Regions from separate parts of the Homo sapiens genome. Here all the other regions are linked to region 1. The links are chromatin contacts, found by Hi-C or POLR2A ChIA-PET in ENCODE. All regions are on one chromosome and are shown on one strand. Each heading gives the region's core, a stretch centred on a gene start or an enhancer-like site at or near the end of the contact. The rest is flanking DNA. Distances are from core to core; before and after follow the strand shown. Region 1 holds the start of MTHFD1 (methylenetetrahydrofolate dehydrogenase, cyclohydrolase and formyltetrahydrofolate synthetase 1). Region 2 overlaps ESR2 (estrogen receptor 2). Region 3 overlaps SYNE2 (spectrin repeat containing nuclear envelope protein 2). Region 4 has its middle 69 kb from the start of PLEKHG3.

The links. A loop is a pair of places that touch in the nucleus more often than their neighbours do. ChIA-PET counts read pairs that join two places held with the same protein, here RNA polymerase II (POLR2A). Pooled maps may share reads with other maps.
Region 2: a map of OCI-LY7 shows a loop between it and region 1 (3-fold over the local background). The contact joins the enhancer-like site here to the promoter of MTHFD1 in region 1. A Hi-C loop is called at or near these places in 1 of 168 maps with a recorded cell type or tissue (OCI-LY7), 2 of 37 single-sample maps with no recorded cell type and 6 of 50 pooled maps. POLR2A ChIA-PET finds 5 or more read pairs at or near these places in 2 of 52 experiments (BJ and H1).
Region 3: a map with no recorded cell type shows a loop between it and region 1 (2.3-fold over the local background). The contact joins the enhancer-like site here to the promoter of MTHFD1 in region 1. A Hi-C loop is called at or near these places in 1 of 37 single-sample maps with no recorded cell type and 1 of 50 pooled maps. POLR2A ChIA-PET finds 5 or more read pairs at or near these places in 2 of 52 experiments (activated CD4-positive, alpha-beta T cell and activated naive CD4-positive, alpha-beta T cell).
Region 4: a map of head of caudate nucleus shows a loop between it and region 1 (3-fold over the local background). The contact joins the enhancer-like site here to the promoter of MTHFD1 in region 1. A Hi-C loop is called at or near these places in 2 of 168 maps with a recorded cell type or tissue (chondrocyte and head of caudate nucleus) and 9 of 50 pooled maps. POLR2A ChIA-PET finds 5 or more read pairs at or near these places in 6 of 52 experiments (A673, AG04450, HCT116 and 3 more).

What each region holds. Positions count from the first base shown.
Region 1 is chr14:64,386,930-64,390,994 of GRCh38, forward strand. MTHFD1 (methylenetetrahydrofolate dehydrogenase, cyclohydrolase and formyltetrahydrofolate synthetase 1) reads left to right here and starts at 1,424. Exons shown (of 28, transcript NM_005956.4): 1 at 1,424-1,539. The coding sequence starts at 1,499. RefSeq lists enhancers at 487-586, 607-666, 1,187-1,276.
Region 2 is chr14:64,234,466-64,239,031 of GRCh38, forward strand. It overlaps ESR2 (estrogen receptor 2), which reads right to left. Exons shown (of 9, transcript NM_001437.3): 8 at 505-685. It overlaps LOC124903328 (a long non-coding RNA gene), which reads left to right. Exons shown (of 2, transcript XR_007064205.1): 2 at 397-722. Among named protein-coding and RNA genes, the nearest start is that of ESR2, 58 kb to the right of the region's middle. RefSeq lists enhancers at 679-738, 1,379-1,648. Within about 2 kb of position 1,511, at least 4 of the 41 ENCODE cell types and tissues checked have a DNase peak (open chromatin) inside an H3K27ac peak, as active enhancers do; they include OCI-LY7, where a contact is called at or near this core.
Region 3 is chr14:64,198,895-64,203,412 of GRCh38, forward strand. SYNE2 (spectrin repeat containing nuclear envelope protein 2) reads left to right here. Exons shown (of 116, transcript NM_182914.3): 100 at 3,907-4,069. Among named protein-coding and RNA genes, the nearest start is that of ESR2, 93 kb to the right of the region's middle. Within about 2 kb of position 1,442, at least 13 of the 41 ENCODE cell types and tissues checked have a DNase peak (open chromatin) inside an H3K27ac peak, as active enhancers do.
Region 4 is chr14:64,633,689-64,638,023 of GRCh38, forward strand. No RefSeq gene overlaps it. Among named protein-coding and RNA genes, the nearest start is that of PLEKHG3, 69 kb to the right of the region's middle. Within about 2 kb of position 2,537, at least 4 of the 41 ENCODE cell types and tissues checked have a DNase peak (open chromatin) inside an H3K27ac peak, as active enhancers do; they include A673, where a contact is called at or near this core.

The DNA of each region.
Region 1 (4,065 bases), core at 174-2,673:
CACGAGGTCAGGAGTTCAAGACCAGCCTAGCCAAGATGGTGAAACCCCGTCTCTACTAAAAATACAAAAATTAGCCGGGCGTGGTGGCGGGCTAATTAGGTGGTGCCTGTAATCCCAGCTACTCGGGAGGCTGAGGCAGAGAACTGCTTGAACCCGGGAAGCGGAGGTTGCAGTGAGCCAAAATCGTGCCACTGCACTCCAGCCTGGGCGACAGAATGAGACTCCGTCTCAAACAAACAAACAAAAAAAGTTTTAGATGAGCTCTGCCAGTAGTAAACGGCTTGTAAAAGAAACCCGGTATCTGGTCAAGTCCTAAGTGACCTGAACCACGCATCTTCAGGACTCTACTGGGATGACTGTAACCTGAACGCGGTTCCTAGAGCAGAGCAAGCATATTCCTTGGACTCAGTAACACAAGGGGCCAGTCCTCTCCAGCATCCCAGCTGCCACCGCCCTGTCAGGCTCCCCAGGCAATTGTCCATCTTACTCCTTCTCCAGCGTGGACGCTTAAGGGGAGGGAGCATCCCTCCTCGAGGGTCAACTGGCATGTAGCTTACGAAGACCGCGTGAGTTCTCCAACCCCAGACTTGCTGCGGGGCGGGGACGTGGGGGTGACAAAATCCAGACTACGACCCTCCATGAGCCCTGGCAACCCCGGGGTGACCCCAACACCGATGAGGCCACGCGCGCTCCAGCTCTGACACTCCTTCCAGATCGGCGGGGCCTGAAACAGCGGGCTAAGCTTCACCTACGGCTGAGCGTCAGATTCAGCTGAGGAGATTCTAAAAGCGCTATGCTGGGCCCAGACCCAGGCCCTCCAGAGCAGAACGCGGAGGGGCCCGACCCCAGTCTGGTGGCGTAGGTGTGTGACAAAGTATGAGGGCGCGCCAAGCTCTCCAGTTCCACATCTGCTGTCGAGTCCAGCGCCTGCCACGCTCCCGTGCGGGGACCCGCCCAAAACTCCCTGGAAGCCAGGCGATTCAGACCCCGCCACCGCGTCCCCAGAGACTGGGCGGAAACCGGAGACTCGCCTCCCGAACCCGCGAAACTATCTCCCGCGAGACTGCCCCGCCCCAACCCCGCCCCGCAACTCTACTCCCTGATTGGCTGGAATTACGGCCGGATTCCGGAGTCCTTTCCAGCTCCCTCTTCGGCCGGGTTTCCCGCCGAATACAAAGGCGCACTGTGAACTGGCTCTTTCTTTCCGCCAATCATTTCCGCCAGCCATTCATCACCGATTTTCTTCATCTTCCCCTCCCTCTTCCGTCCCGCAGTCCCCGACCTGTTAGCTCTCGGTTAGTTAAGGGACTCGGGTCCTTCCGAACTGCGCATGCGCCACCGCGTCTGCAGGGGGAGAAGCGGGCAGGGGCGCAGGCGCAGTAGTGTGATCCCCTGGCCAGTCCCTAAGCACGTGGGTTGGGTTGTCCTGCTTGGCTGCGGAGGGAGTGGAACCTCGATATTGGTGGTGTCCATCGTGGGCAGCGGACTAATAAAGGCCATGGCGCCAGCAGAAATCCTGAACGGGAAGGAGATCTCCGCGTAAGCACCTGACATTGTTGTTGAGTGTGGGGCTGTGGACGAGGGCTCTGAGGGTGTGCAGGTCCCCCGGACCCATTTTTTGCGGGAGGGACACTTGTAGCGGAAGAGTTAGGCCCATAACACCTGAAGACCTGCAGCCAAAGAAAGAGAACCCGGGCACAACCTGCGTTTGCAAGTGGACTGCCTAGTGGCTGTAGCCGCTGGCTCCTGTGCTTCGGGGAAAAGTCCTGTGCCGACTATGCTCCCAAACGCGCAGCTGCTGGTGACTTTCTGCCGGGAGAGTGGGTAGTTGCGGCTTCCTGGAGCCCCCCTAGTCAGAACTCAGAAATCCAATCTACTTAATTCCCGTTAATTTGGAGGTGAGTAGATGGAGACTAGTGAGGTGACAAGGCTTGACAAGACTACAAGGCTGATAATGACAGAGGGTCCTTCCAGCTCATAGCTTTTCCCACTATACCATAGTCTTATCATACGCTAAGTGAAATCTAATACATTTTTCCTTTCTCTTCAATCTCGTGCTTCTCTCTAACAGCCATCTCTCTGCCCTGGTCCTAGAGTTACTTGAAACGTAATTTGGCTCCTGAGTCCTGAGAATATTCTGCATTCCACTTGACCTCTGCCTGTTCTACCCTTGCGGGACATCTGAATGCTTAATTAGTGGGTATCGTTGCCAGCTTTACTCCCAGGAAGTAACACTGGCTGCTTTTTGTCTGGGAGGTGACTGGTGAGGAAAAATGAGAGTAGAAGGAAGAGGGAAAAATATATTCCCTCTAGTAGATGAAGGAGGGAAAGATATATTCTGTGTGACCTTACTGAGTTTGCTCTTGGGACCTTTCACATCACCCGTTATGTAAGTAACTGTTGCCAGCCACAGCAGTTACTAAATTGTAATTGTCCTGTAACTCCTAACTTTGTAATAGGTTTTTGAGTGAATTACAAAGTCATCGGTGGTGAAAAGTCCGGGCCCAGTGGCTCATGCCTGTAATCCCAGCACTTTGGGAGGCCGAGGTGGGTGGATCACCTGAGGTCTGGAGTTCAAGACCAGCCTATCCAAAATGGTGAAACCCCATCTCTACTAAAAATACAAAAAATTAGCCGAGTGTGGTGGCAGGCATCTGTAATCCCAGCTACTTGGGAGGCTGAGGCAGGAGAATCACTTGAACCTGGGGGGCAGAGGTTGCAGTGAGCTGAGATGCGCCATTGCACTCCAGCCTGGGCAACAAGAGCGAAACTCCGTCTAAGAAAAAAAAAAAAAGAAATCACAATACTTACTGCTTAGTGCTTTTCAACATGTGGCTTGCTAAACTGTATTTCTGCTTTACTTTCTGTTTTTGTTTGCTTGTATTCAAACTTACTTCCTTTTCCAGTGGCTTTTTGTTTTAATATAAAAATCTTCCTTTTAGAAAGACTGATTGTGAAGAGATAATTTAGTGCATAATAATAGTGCAGATAATTTAGTACAATAATAATGCATCTGGGCCAGTACTGAGAATAGGTGCTCACTGAATATACTTTCGTTAATTGGAGAGCAAATTAAATATGTTTATCAACTCCATAAGGGCAAATACATGTATTGTCTTATTTTTGTCTATATCCTAAACACCTGGAAACCCTGTTTCCTGCCTTACTACTTGTGTGGTTTTAAGCAAATTAATTAACCTTTCTGTGCCAAAGTTTCCTCAAATGTTAAGTAAAAGTAATGTCTAGGTCATTGGGATGTTAGTAGAATTAAATGGGTTCCTAACAGATGATCATTTATAATTCTTCCTGGCACATAATAAGTATTCGATATATGTTGTATTAATAATCAGTAATTAGTTAATGTATATATGAATGATTCATTATCTTTTTTTTTTTTTACATGGTAGCTGCTGCCTTGAGATCTATTTTTTTTTTTGAGATGAAGTCTTGCTGTGTCCAATCTTGGCTCACTGCAACCTCTGCCTCCTGCATACAAGCAATTCTCTCATATCAGCCTCCTGAGTACCTGGGATTACAGGTGCCCGCCATCACGCCTAGCTAATTTTTTTTTTTGAGATGGAGTTTCACTCGTCGCCCAGACTGGAGTACAATGGCGTGATCTCGGCTCACTGCAACCTCTGCCTCCTGGGTTCAAGCGATTCTCCTGCCTCAGCCTCCCAAGTAGCTGGGATTACAGGCGTCCGCCACCATGTCCAGCTAGTTTGTTTGTTTGTTTGAGACAGAGTTTCACTCTTGTTGCCCAGGCTGGAGTGCAATGGCATGATCTTGGCTCACTGCAACCTCCACCTCCCAGGTTCAAGCGATTCTCCTGCCTCAGCCTCCCGAGTAGCTGAGACTACAGGTGTGTGCCACCCCGTCCGGCTAATTTTTGTATTTTTAGTAGAGACGGGCTTTCACCATGTTGGTCAGGCTGGTCTGTAACTCCTGACCCCATGTGATCCACCCACCTCGGCCTCCCAAAGTGCTGGGATTACAGGCATGAGCCACTGCACCGGTCCTAGAATTTCTTAAAAATCCAGCCCACTTCCCACATTCCATCCTGCG
Region 2 (4,566 bases), core at 261-2,760, 150 kb before region 1:
CTAAATCTGCTGGGTCCACCACTTCTCTTAAGTCTTATCCTTAATTTCCTGATGCCACCGAAAGAACAACTCTTAGGGAAGCATTTGTGCACTTCTTCGCATCACCAGCTCGAGGGGCCATCTAGGGGAGCGGGTCTTAGCCTCTCCACAAAAAGTGGCCTCAGGGCCTCAGCCCTGGGTGGTGTAAACAGGGGTGGCAGTTCGTGTTAGGGGAGGAACTGCCCCTTTTAGGACTCCATAAACAGGCTATAAACCCCAGCAATTGAAAAACCCATGAGCCACCACTGGCTGCCATGCAGAGCCTGTAAGATACCACATGACATTCCTTCCATGCCCACTCTGTGCCCATCTTTGCTTACAGGTGTGTGAACTGACAAATTCCCCATTCCCTTTCAGGCATTCATTTTCCTTAACTTGCAGACACTTTTCCCAAATCACTTCACCCTCCGTGGAGCACATAATCCCATCCCAAGCCCAAGCAGAGCAGCTCCTTAGGGCGCGTACCTCGCATGCCTGACGTGGGACAGGAGCATCAGGAGGTTAGCCAGGCGCATGGATTGCTGCTGGGAGGAGATGCCGCTCTTGGCAATCACCCAAACCAAAGCATCGGTCACGGCGTTCAGCAAGTGAGCCAGCTTCCGGCTGCTGTCAGCATCCTGGGTCGCTGTGACCAGAGGGTACATACCTGGACAAAGAATAAAAGCCAGAAGTCATTGCTCTGAGCAAAGGAGCAGAAGTCGTGTGCTCAGCTGTTCCGTGCGCCTGCTCCGAGGTGATCTGGGTTGCTTTGACAGCTGCATGTGTGGCAGGAGCTTATAAGCATGGTCTTACCTCCCCCAGGGGATCTTCCCTGAGAGCCAGCCCCGTCACAGAGCTAGAAGAGAAGCCTGGCCTAATGCAGACAGACTAAATTGCCACCTGAAGTGTCCACCAGGCCCATAATTGTGGCCTTGCCGTGGCGAGTATATCTAGTCTCCCGAAATCATTACGTGGTGTTTCTCATCTGCAGCAACAGATACAGAGATGGTCAGAAAGTGAGATTAATTCTACTTTTAGCCCCACGGAGGGCTCCCCATCTAAAGGGAGTTTAATAAACAAAGGAATGGCCAATGTGATGAAGCCTCCTCTGCCACCTCCTTGTGTGTACCACGTGCCGCAGCCAGCCATGGCAGGGCCCCTGCTACCACCTCTGCATCTCGCTTGAGTGGCACCTGGCTGGGGCAGGAAGACCACTGATTTGGAGTCAGACAGACCTACTTTCTAGCCACCATCTGGAGCTCTCTGAGCCTCAGTTCCTCACTGAGCAACGCATGCAGGAACACATCTGCTTAGGTCCCCACAGCCACGTCCTGGGTAGGCTGCCTCCCCCATCCTGCCCTGCCCTGTGTTTAACTCCCCTCCAACTCTAGGATTGAGATACTGTGGCATCCCAATGGCAGCAAAGTAACAGCTCAGATAAATCTCCTCCCCCCGACCCCTGCCTGACTCCTTGATTCCCTTTAATAATTAGCTTCTCTTCCAGGCTTTCCATTTCAAAGCAAGAATAAATATGTGAAATCAACCAGGGAGCTGCTGAGTCTTGGCTGTCATGAGACTGATGATGGCTGGTGCTCCAGCAACCACAGAATTTGTTTTGGCAGTTTTTGTTCTCTATTTTTATTGGCACTTTCAGTTCAATTAAGGCAGCTCAATTCAACTAAGTTTAACTCAGGTAAGGCAAGGGACATTCTGAAGCACAATTACGTAAGTGTAGTGCTTTGCCACATCCCTAGGGACCTCCATAATGTCTGATGATACGAATTTAAAATATTCATCTTTTCAATAGCCCTGAAGCTGCTTCTCCAATCCCTGTGCTCACTTTGTTCTCCACATTGGTTCTTCCAGAATCCCCCCACAGCCTCAAACCTCCCACTGTCGCCCCAGAGATGACTTGCCCTCCCACCGCAGGGGAAACAAGACCCCACCCTTGGCCCCGTGTGTCCCCTTCTGAGAGGCCAAAAAGCAGATCTGCTCATGGGGCTCCGTTTAATGACTTCCCAGCTCATAGGATAGAGTCCAAACCACCTGGTGCAGCTATCAGAGGTACCAGGGCCCTCCCCGCTTCTCTCATCTGCAGTTCCCACCACACCTCGCCTTGAGTCCCCCTCTCAACTCCCTGAATGTGTGGTGCTCCGAACATGCTCAACTTGCTGCTTGGAAACTCTCTCCTTCCTCTTTCTCTACCCTGATTCTTTTGCTCATTTATACCCATTCCTCCTGTAGATTCCAACCTGGTCAGAAATTCCTTCTGGAAGCTTCCCCCAACCTCCCTACCATCCCACCCTAAGTCTGGTCTGAGGTGTCCCCTGATACTCTGACAGTGCCCTGTTCATCCTCAGCAGAGACACCATGTTGCCCCACATGCTGGATGTCTGCCTTGTCCCCACACACACCCCACAGCCACCCTTCTGCCCTCAGCAAGACTGGACATGAGTGCTTTGAGGGCACAGACCTTTTTTTTTTTTTCTTTTCTTGAGACAGAGTCTCACTCTGTCACCCAGCCTGGAGTGCAGTGGTACAATCTCAGCTCACTGCAACCTCCGCCTCCCGGTTTCAAGCAATTCTCCTGCCTCAGCCTCCTTAGTAGCTGGGATTACAGGCATGCGCCACCATGCCCAGCAAATTTTTTGTATTTTCAGTAGAGACAGTGTTTCACCATGCTGGCCAGGCTGGTCTCAAACTCCTGACCTCGCAATCCGCCTGCCTCAGCCTCCCAAAGTGCTGGGATTACAAGCGTGAGCCACTGTGCCCGGCCAGACCCTTATTTTTTTTAGCCAAACACACATCATATTTGAAATGGTAAATATGCATGCTAATGTATGTTTTAGGTACACACAGAAAATTATCAAAAGTACAGAGAAAATTATTTCAAGCTTACTTTCCCTAAAATTAACCCCATCTGCATAAACAAGTACTTCCTTTTAACTACCCCGTAGTGTGTTCAGCTGCATGACATGTGCTCCATGGACTTCCGCTGCCATCAAGCAATACTATGTCTGGGAATTCCAAAAGGAGCCAAAATTGTGTGCCTGTACATGTCTCAGTTCAAAGTGACAAAGATTGAAAATATAAAAACAAATCCTCAGATTATAAACAAATGTTCATAGCAGCATAACTCAGCCTAAAAGTGGAATGTCCACTAACTGACGAATGGCTCAACAAAATGTGGTCTATCCATACAGTGGAATAGTATTCAGCTACGAAAAGGAATGAGGTACTGATACAGATGAACCTTGAAAACATCAGGCTAAGCAAAATAAGCCAGACACAAAGGACCACATGTTGTATGATTCCATTTATAATAAAATGTCTAGAATAGGCAAATCCATAGAGTCAGAAAAGCAAATTAGTGGTTGCCTAGGGCTGTGGGTGGGATAGGGAGTGGGAAATGATGGCTAAGAAGCATGGGGTTTCTTTTCAGGTGATGAAAATGTTCTAAAATTGATGGTGGTGATGGTTGCACCACATACCGTGAATAAACTAAAAACATTGAACTGTATACTTAATATGGATAAATTATATGGTAAATGAATTATATCACAATAAAGCTGTTACTAAAAATAATAGTAATAATAATAATAAAAGAACGCCTCAGAACCAAAGTTACAATAACATAAATTCCCTGGGCTGTGTGCAACGAAGTTTCCCCTCAGAGAACACGTATGTGTCATTGTGTTACCCACTTCACGAACCACAGTCATTGCCAAGGCCAGACCCTGGGCCTTCTGCAGGCTGTAGGGGCAGCACAGCTCCACCTGGGGCCCAGAGTCCATCAGCCACAGCGGTTTGGGGAGGTGAGGCACTGCAGTTGTGGAAAGGCATATGCGAAATCCATTTTACATATGGTGGGGTAGGGGGGCAGTGTATATACAAAAAGACTGACTTACATAAAATTATCCTGGAGACTCCTGTTCTCATTGATCACATAGAAAAGAAATACCCTCCCAGAAAAGAACTGTGCTGAAGAATACCCATGCTGCTGCCTGGCTCTCCAGTCAGCAGTGCGTGCCTGCACCTCAGACATCCATGCTCAGGCCCTTGCTCATCAAATACATATCTACAGAGTACTTGCTAAGTGGCAGGCCCTGGGCAGCATGGGGCAAGGGACAAGATCCAAAGCTCTGCCCAGTCAGGCACAGAAAACCACAAAAATATAGCACCCTCTCCATCCCCCAAAAGTAAAAACATCAGTTAGGATTCACTGTAAAACAAAATTAAATTACTTTTGATGAAACGGAAGAAGTATAGTTTAAAAAAAAAAAACAAAAAAAACCAAGATCTTGGCACCATGCCTCACACATACCAAAGAAAGTGAAATAAAATCAAGGACACAATCTTCTCTCCCCTTTATCAGCTGGGAACAGCTGTGTGCTCCTCTCACCAGCCCACCTGGTGACATTCTGAGCAGCACAGTGGTGGGGGACAGCCACCTCTCCTTCAAGATTTGCCACGTCTGATTTGTTCAAAGGATGAAAACATAAGCTTTCCTTGACTGAAGGCAAATAAATGAGAAAAATCTAATGTGCT
Region 3 (4,518 bases), core at 192-2,691, 190 kb before region 1:
GCTATTATTGAGCAACTCCTATGTTGTATTACAGTGTCAACATTACATCTAAATTAGGTGATGACCTCTCTGGGAAGAAGTCCTATCTTCCAGCTATCTCTGAATCCTCAGGGTCTGTGCAGGATCCAAGACAAGGCAAATGGTTAAGTGTTTACTGAAAGAAAATCATGGAGGGGAAACGTGGGCAGCATGTATTGAGCCTTCCAGCCTCCTCCCCAGGCACCTGCTAAGAGCCCAGGTTGTAGCATCTACTATATCAGCTCCTACCCCTCAGTGTATCCTGAGCTATGAGTCCAGACTTCTGGTCATGTTCTCTGACTGCAGCAAAATGATCCTGTATCTCCAGTATGTGCATGTTAGTGTGTGTGGGATTATGTGAGAGGATGGGTAGTGCTTAAGAACAGCAGCTCCAGACCAGACTACCCAGGTTAGAATCCTGCTTCCGCTATTGACCATGTGACTTGGGCAAGCTCTTTACTCTCTGTGCCTCGGTTTCCTCATCTGTCAAGTAGGGATAATAATACTACCTATCTCCTAGCATTGTTATGAAGAGGAAATGATGCCTGTAATCCTAGCGCTTTGGGAGGTTGAGGCAGGTGGATCACTTGAGGTCAGGAGTTCGAGACCAGCCTGGCCAACATGGGGAAACCCTGTCTCTAGTAAAAATACAAAAATTAGCTGAGCATGGTGGCAGGTGCCTGTAATCCCAGCTACTCAGGAGTCTGAGGCAGGAGAATCACTTGAACCTGGGAGGCGGAGGTTGCAGCGAGCCCATGTCGCAGCACTGCACTCCAGCGTAGGCGATAGAGACTCTGTCTCAAAAAAAAAAAAAAAAAAAAAAAGTACATGAGTTGCTAACATGGAGCACAACAGGCCTAGCACATGTGGCCATCAGCGTGGGATATAGATGTTTTATTTTAATAATTAAGTTTATAATTTTAAAGCATACACATTGTAGAAATTTTAAAAGAATGGGATGACAGTAGACAGTCTCATATTTTATTCCTACACCCCATTGGTTTGTTCTGAGCACCCCATTTTGGATACCACAGCCCTGGGGAAACCAAGCAAATTATTCCCCCACCTTCTCCATACCCCCTCTGCGTGTTGCACACCTAACCCCCAGGGTTAACAGTTCAAGATCACCACAGTCCTGTGGATCTGTACCCAGGCTGTTGTGTTGCTAGTTAGCTCCTTTCATTTAACCAGTTGAATTCTTCCGGTGTGTTAATTGCTTTAAGTTAGAAGAGAGGAAACAAGGAAAAAGAAAAATATATATAAATAAATACTTGGATTCTAGCCCTCTTCTTTTCAAAATAAGAAAGAGGCTGAGATTCTTAGGGTGGAATAGGGTCAGGGGCTAGATGAAGGCCGTGGGAGATTTCATTCTGGGAAGAGGGAGAAGTGGGGAGGGCAGGAGAGCTGTGCAGAGGTCACGAGCCTGAGCCCTTCCCCCACCCCCGGGAAGCTCTCGTGGCTGGGCCTCTTCTCCAGCAGAGCCTTCCAGGAGGGCAGTCCCTCAGGAACTGCCTGGAGGACTCCTTGTCCCACAGTGCCAGGGGTTCTCAGCTACCCTGGTAGTTGTCTGGAGTGTTCTTTTTGGAACCAGGGCAATCAAGGTGGCAAGATACTGGGGTGAGGAGGGTGTACCTCTGAAGCCATAGGAATGAAGGCAGGATCTAGGTTACAGCTGTATCCAGGCCTGGTCCTGGATTCTGTTACTTTCTTTTTAATAAATCATCTGTGGCTTTGAAGGGAACGTATCCTTGTGGTGTTTGCAGTAAGAATGTAATTTGGAAAACATGGCTCCTTGAAACTTATCACAACTGTAAGTTGCTGGGCATTTATCTCCGAGGCATTCTGCCTTTCACATGTTATATCTCATTCAGTCCCCTCAGCTACCCAGTGAAGGAAGGTACTACTGTTAACACCATTTTATAGATGGCATTAAACATGGCCAGGACGCAAACCCAGGCCCTGACCACAGAGTCTGTGTTCTTCCACCTCCAGACCACATGTCCTTCTTCCAAGCTTGCCCTTGAGAATAAAACACTGATGAAAGAACTTTGTGAGGTCCAATGCCTTGTAAATAAAGCGTGATTGTAGCATCATGTGGTCCAGCATTCACTCTGTGCAGCTGACTTTACATGCAGCCTCTTATTTCAAGCTCACCGCCACCTGCAAGGTGGATAATTTTACAGATCATGAAGAAACTCAGAGTCAGCGGTTAGGTACATTGCAGGGTGCAGAGCTCTTAGATGGGAGAATGGAACTTGGGCCCAGGTCTGCTTGCCTCTGGAGTTCCGGCCCTCACCTCACCCGATGCTACCACTTCCCTGAAGCTTAAGCAGCTTTGCGGGTGTACTTGAAATAAGGGGGCTGAGGTGAAAGGACTTTCACTAAATCTTAAAAGTAGCTGGTAATGGAACTAGAAGTCAGTCCCATGGAAGTGCCTGTCCGTATTTGTCCATTCACCAAGCATTTGTGGAGAGCTTCCTGCCCACCAGGCCCTGTGGGAGGTGCTGTGAGTGCGGCGGAAACTGGCCGGCTGCAGCCTGGCCATGGCACTCCCTGTCCTGGTGGGTGCACAGTGTCTGAGAGAGTGCAAGGTTAGAGGCAGAGTGGCCCCTGAATGCTTGAGGTACAGAGATCAAGGGGCTGAACCGGTTTTTCAGGGTAGGGCAGGGACTATTGAAGGCTTTGAGCGTGGATCAGACTTGCCTTCTAGAACTTACTTACACTTTGGCTACAGAACCAAAGGTGGGCAGGAAGTCTAGGGGGCTGAGAGGAGGTTGTTCGGTCAAGTAAGAGGTGATGGTGGCATGGAGCACAATGCTTCCTGAGAGTTAGGGTCAGTGCACCCATTTATCTCTCTAGTGCTCCCAGCTATGGGGTGCAGTTCTGACAGCATCTCCCAACGTAAGTATTGATAAGTGGGAACTTTCCATTGGAGCCATTACTTTTAAATGTCTGAAATTAACTACAAATCCCACAGAACGCCAGGACAGATCCTGGCTCACCTCGCTCTGCTTTAGGACTTTAAGGAAAGCGGTTTATTGGAGCATTTTATTTTAGTATATATGTCAGAAAAAGATTGTTTTCCCCCAACAGCTACATCACGTCCCCTTGACAGCATGTGGACGTGCACGCCAAGTTGTACTCATGCCATGCGTGTGCTTTCAAATCTGCTCCACGCCGAGTTGGGCCGGATGGGAGCTGAGGCAGACTGGCGAGGGAGATCACATTTAGAACTGCGCTTGCGTGCAGATTTCCTTTGCCCCCTCCCTTTTAGACGGACAGAGATGCCCCATAATCTACCCGCATGGGCTGGTTCAATGTATACGGCTGGGTGAACCCCTCATACTGAAGCGGTAGGGCTTGGCACATGTTCTCTGCTTACTCAGAGAGGAGGGTCCCATGAGAGGCCTTGTGGACCAAATACCACCAAGTGAACCAGGCGTGTAACATCTTTAATCTCCCAGGGTAGATCACCGGCTGCTGCAGTCTCAGGCATACCCACGGCAGAAACTGGGCAGAAGTCAGGAGTGGTTATTTTCACTTAGGAAAAAATGGCATATCTTCTCACCTCTGGAGCCCCAGGAAGATGAACTGGGTCTCAGGGGCTCTCACTCTGGGAATGATAGGACTTCCATTTGCATGGGTGGATTAACTCTCAGTCCTTTTGAAAATCAACAGAGGCAACAGCCTTGCAAAGCTTCACATATTCTCTGAGAACTCGTATCTGGTGACATGAGAGTTGTTCTGATATAAAATCAAAGCAAAATAGATTCTTTTTTACCCTGCAATGCTCTTACTGGCACATTCTTCCACCACTAAGTATTGGGCTTTTGTTTTCCATCACTGGTTTTTTTTTGTTTCGTTTTGTTTTTCTGCAAATATGTGTAGGGTGAAGAAGCTGAAGGAGACCTTTGCTTTTATTCAGCAGTTGGACAAAAACATGAGCAACCTTCGCACCTGGTTGGCTCGAATTGAGTCTGAGCTTTCCAAGCCTGTTGTTTATGATGTCTGCGATGATCAAGAGATCCAGAAGAGGCTCGCTGAGCAGCAGGTGGGACAATCAGAAATGAGCTCTTGCAAGAGTACGGTGTCCGCGATATGCACTGACTGAGGCCTTCCCCGTATATCTATGTGTTTTCACGTGCTCACATTCCATAACATTGGTTTGCTTTTTCCAGAGAAAACTGACCACCTTTCCATGTTCTTATATCTGTCTCTTGAGTGCTCCCTCCCACATTCATGTAGCTTTTTGTGAAACTGTGTGAATACTGTTTAAGATGCAAACCTTAATCTTGGTGGTTAATGAGATTTTTTTAATTATGTCTTTTTTTAACTGATCTTTGTTGTGTTTTGTTAATATAGTTTTGAAAGGCAATGAATTGAAAGAAAAGCAACTTTTCTAACCAAGGAAGGTTTTTATGGGATTATATTCTGTGTGTCTGGTACAGCTTTTTTAAAAAATTAAAACAAGAAAAGGTGTGATAAGGAACATGCTTGGAC
Region 4 (4,335 bases), core at 1,287-3,786, 250 kb after region 1:
CCCTTAGGGCTTTGGGCCCCCCAGCTGCCTCTACATTCACCTTGCAGGGCTCAGGGCTCTGTGAGGCTGTCCGGCAGCCCACCTTCAGCCTGGGGGGCCCATGTTGGACCCGGACCTTCCCTAAGACACTTGAGGAAAGAAAAAACAGCCCCACTGTTCTGGAGTTTCCTAAACTTACCCAACAGGAGCCTTCTAAACCTACCCAAGTGGGGAGTGGGACCTGCTCCCCTTCCCTGCCCCACATACACTATTTGCCTTCTACCTTCTCTCTCCCTCAGCTTCCCACACTGGAGATACAGTCTATTTTCCCCCAGATGAGTGGGTGCTTAAGTTATCTCTACCTAAGGCTCGTAGTAGAAGTCAACATAGAACTCTAAGCTATACTTTTGATCGTTAAAGTGAACTTTTTAGAATTTAGAAAAAAAATTATCTACTCAAAACCAAGTCTTCCTTTCAAGAGTAGTGGCCTTAATTTTTTGATCATGCATTCCTAACAACAAAAAAAACTTAAGCACATACATAAATGTATATTTAATATATTTGTGTATGCCATATATATTAATATATACTTGGTTATATATGTATATATGGTAACATGTATATCTGTATATGGTAGATATACATGTAACACTGTATTAATATATTACATGCGTTATAACACATACATCCCAAAATGGACATTTTAAAAGATAAGGTAAAAAATGAAAATAACAATTCTAATATTTGCTTTCTGTCCCCATTGTGCTGTCTTGGGCACACCCCACTTTAGAGACAATTTTTCACTACTATTGTCTTGCAAGGGATTAAAAAAAATGAATTTGGCAACCAAAACTAAGCAGTGAACTGGTTGTTCCCAACAGTATCTCTCTTTCCCTGAAGCATAGAAACCTGTTGATTAAATGAGTGGAGAGCCACAGAGCATCATGATTTAAGTGGAAAGAAAAATATACCCCTTCAATATATTCAAGAATATAAATTCCATTCCATGGAAACCAAATACAATGGGCTGGCCCTGATTGCTAAGGCCTGAGAGCAAAACAGACTTTCTCAGGAAGGAGAGCGGGAAGGAAGAGCCACCAGGAGGTGCACAGGGAACAGGGCAAAGAGTACTGAGTTCTGTGTGTTGGGAATAAAAAAGGACATGCAGTCGGAATCAGGGCTTCACTGTGTTTCCCATGGGCTGAGCAAATCCCCCTTTTGAATAGCATATGGCATTGCTAGTCCACATGGAAGTCCCCATGTCTGAACACCAGTCCTGATTGTAGGTACAGTCATAGGACATCCTTGTACGTATAGCATTTCCCACATGGGAGCATTTGAGAACCCAGGAAGTCAGAGGAATTAACTATAATTCTGTCCTTGCATTTCAATAAAGACCTCGGACAAAGACTGGGGGATTTCCAGCAACTAGTCACTTACCTTAGATTTGTTATGTTGGTTATGTTGCAGTGTGGTCAAGTAGAAAAGCAGAAAGTTCTTGAATCCTGGCTACTGCTTGTAAGTTAGCTGACTTTGGACAAGTTGACTGTGCTAAGCCTTGGTTTCCTGTCCATAAAATGGCCCAATACTAAATAATACAATCTATACATAGTGTCTATCATATCGCATGGCACACAGTAGGCATTTAGCAATCCCCATTAAAGTTAGCCAATAGGCAAAGGACAGACTTAATAAAAGTTTCCCCTCAAATTTCCTAGCATCTCCTACCTGCCTGATGCCTGCCCCTCCAACCAAATCTTGGAGGGGTTAAAGTGGTCTGTTTAAAAAAAAAAAACTTTTTAGGAATGTTTGACTTTTTAATTAACTTTAAAATTAATACAATTTTTGCATAAGAAACGACAATCATTAGGAAAATTACCAATGAGTTTTTTTGTGTTTTGTTTTGAGATGGAGTCTCACTCTGTCACCCAGGCTGGAGTGCAATGGCACAACCTTGGCTCACTGCAACCTCCACCTCCCAGGTTCAAGTGATTCTCTACTTCAGCCTCCAGAGTTGCTGGGATTACAGGCGCCCACCACTATGCCCGGCTAATTTTTGTATTTTTAGTAGAGACGGGGGTTTCACCATGTTGTCCAGGCTGGTCTCAAACTCTTGACCTCAAGCGATCCACCTGCCGCGGTCTCCCAAAGTTCTGGGATTACAGATCTGAGCCACCGTGCCCAGCACCAATGAGCTTCTTACCATGTTTATTTTGAACCATCTCCCCTCCACTTCCATAGTATTTGCATCTGGATTTGATGCGAACTCCCCAATCATGATACATTCACGTTTTTTATATGAAGCTCTTGAAAATCTGACCATCCTCAAAATCAAAAGGAGTGTATGAGGCCAGGTGTGGTGGCTCAGGCCTATAATCCCAGCACTTGGGGAGGCCAGGGTGGGAGATGGCTTGAGTCCAGGAGCCTGAGCAACATAGACCCTGTCTCCACAAAGAAACAAAAACAAAAAAAATTTTTTTTAACTTGAAAAGATGTGTGTCACCCATCCCCAAACCTGGGACTTCAGGCTGTACGGCAGATGGTAGAAGTACTTATGTGAAGGCTGTGGGTGGGAGGAGACACTTCTCACTGCTGCTTGCAGCTGAACCTGCAGTAGCTCCCTACTGGAGGTGCAGGCATAAACCTGGCAAAGCCTCTATTGGGCCTGAAATGTCAGCAAACAGCCGCCACCTGTAGTTACTCGTGTGGGTACCAGCGCTATCCTCAGATGGCCTCTCTCACGGTCTCCCTGGAGGTGTGCTGGGTTCCGGGGGAATCACAGCTGAGCTGAGCCACTGGAGTCGGCTCACCAGATTTGCACAGAGCTGGCCTTCCAGGAAGTGGGGCAGCAAACTGGCAGGTGGGTGACGAGGGTGGCAGGACAGGCGGTTGAAGCTGGGGATTGGAAATAATCCTCCTGGAGGTGTTTCTGGAAGGACAGATCTGTGGTAAGCATCACAGTGAGGGGCTTGGGCAGCCGAGAGCAGCTGGTGATGCGCAGGGAAGGAGGTGCCTGCTCCTATTTCTACTAAAGCCTACTCTGTTTATTTTTACTAAAATGTTTTAAAAATAAAATGTATAAAAAGACGAAGTTTTGAAAATTACAACACAGGCATGGTCTTTCTGCCCCCACGTTTGTCTTCACGTCTCTAGGGCGACCTGTTGGAGGCCCTCGTGGGCTCTGGCGGAGTGAGAAACACTGCCACCTGCTGGGCCTTTTGAGAATGTCAGTGAACTCCGCCCGCCAAACCCAGTTCCAAACCTTCCCCTCAGTTGCAGGTTCCGAGATCTGTGGCAGGCTTTGCCACTGGCCCCAGGAAGGAGTTACTCAGCTGACCAGAATATAGAGATAATCAGCTAGACCTTGTTTTTTACCTTGAAGAGAACTGGATTAAGTGAAAATTTCAATACTTGCCTCCTGAAATAATCTATTTTGTCCTACAATTTTATTGCCTCCATAGAAATGAATACAGCCAAATAGCACTAGATTAGATAAGCAGAACTGTCCTTTAATAGCTTCAGCCTTATCAGCTACGGGACATGGGGCAACCTTCAATTTAGTAGTTATATCTACCACACAGAATTATTTTAAGGATCCAAAAATCTTGGCACATAGTAAATGCTCAATAAATATTAATAGTAGCTCTTATTCTTTTTTATTTTTTGACACGGTCTCATTCTGTTGCCCAGGCTGGAGTGCAGTGGCACAATTATAGCTCACTGGAGTCTTGAATTCCCAGGCTCAATTAATCCTCCCACTTTAGCCTCTTGAGTAGCTGGGACTAAATCGTGCCTCGCTAATTTTTGTATTTTTTGTAAAAACGGGGTGTCGCCATGTTGCCCAGGCTGGTCTCCAACTCCTGGGTTCAAGCTATCATCTGCCTTGCCCTCCCAAAGTGCTGGGATTACAGACATGAGCCATGGCACCTGGTTTTATTATTCTTAATTTGGTTCTAAAATACTATATAATCTAAGAAGATGGTAATATTAACCCATTATTAACCTAATATTTGGTCAGGGAGTGTATTTTAGATAAGCCTCTTTGTTCTCTTTGGCTAGGGTTCGGTCCTAAGTGAGGCATAGATCATGGGAATATTCTATGATGATGGAAATGGGCTATGCCAGCCCTACCCACTCTGTTATGCAGGGTCATCCTGCTCTACCATTCTCATTTTCTCGAAAAACAAAAAAAGAAACCAAAAAAGCACACACACATTGCAACATACACCAAGAACTCTGACCAGAATGTGCTGACCAGAAAAACTACAGCTGACACGTGGAGGAGAGGAGATAAAGGCTGTGAGGATTTCTTTTTTTCTTGAACCCCGGAAGGCCAATGTGTCTGGGCACGTTTAC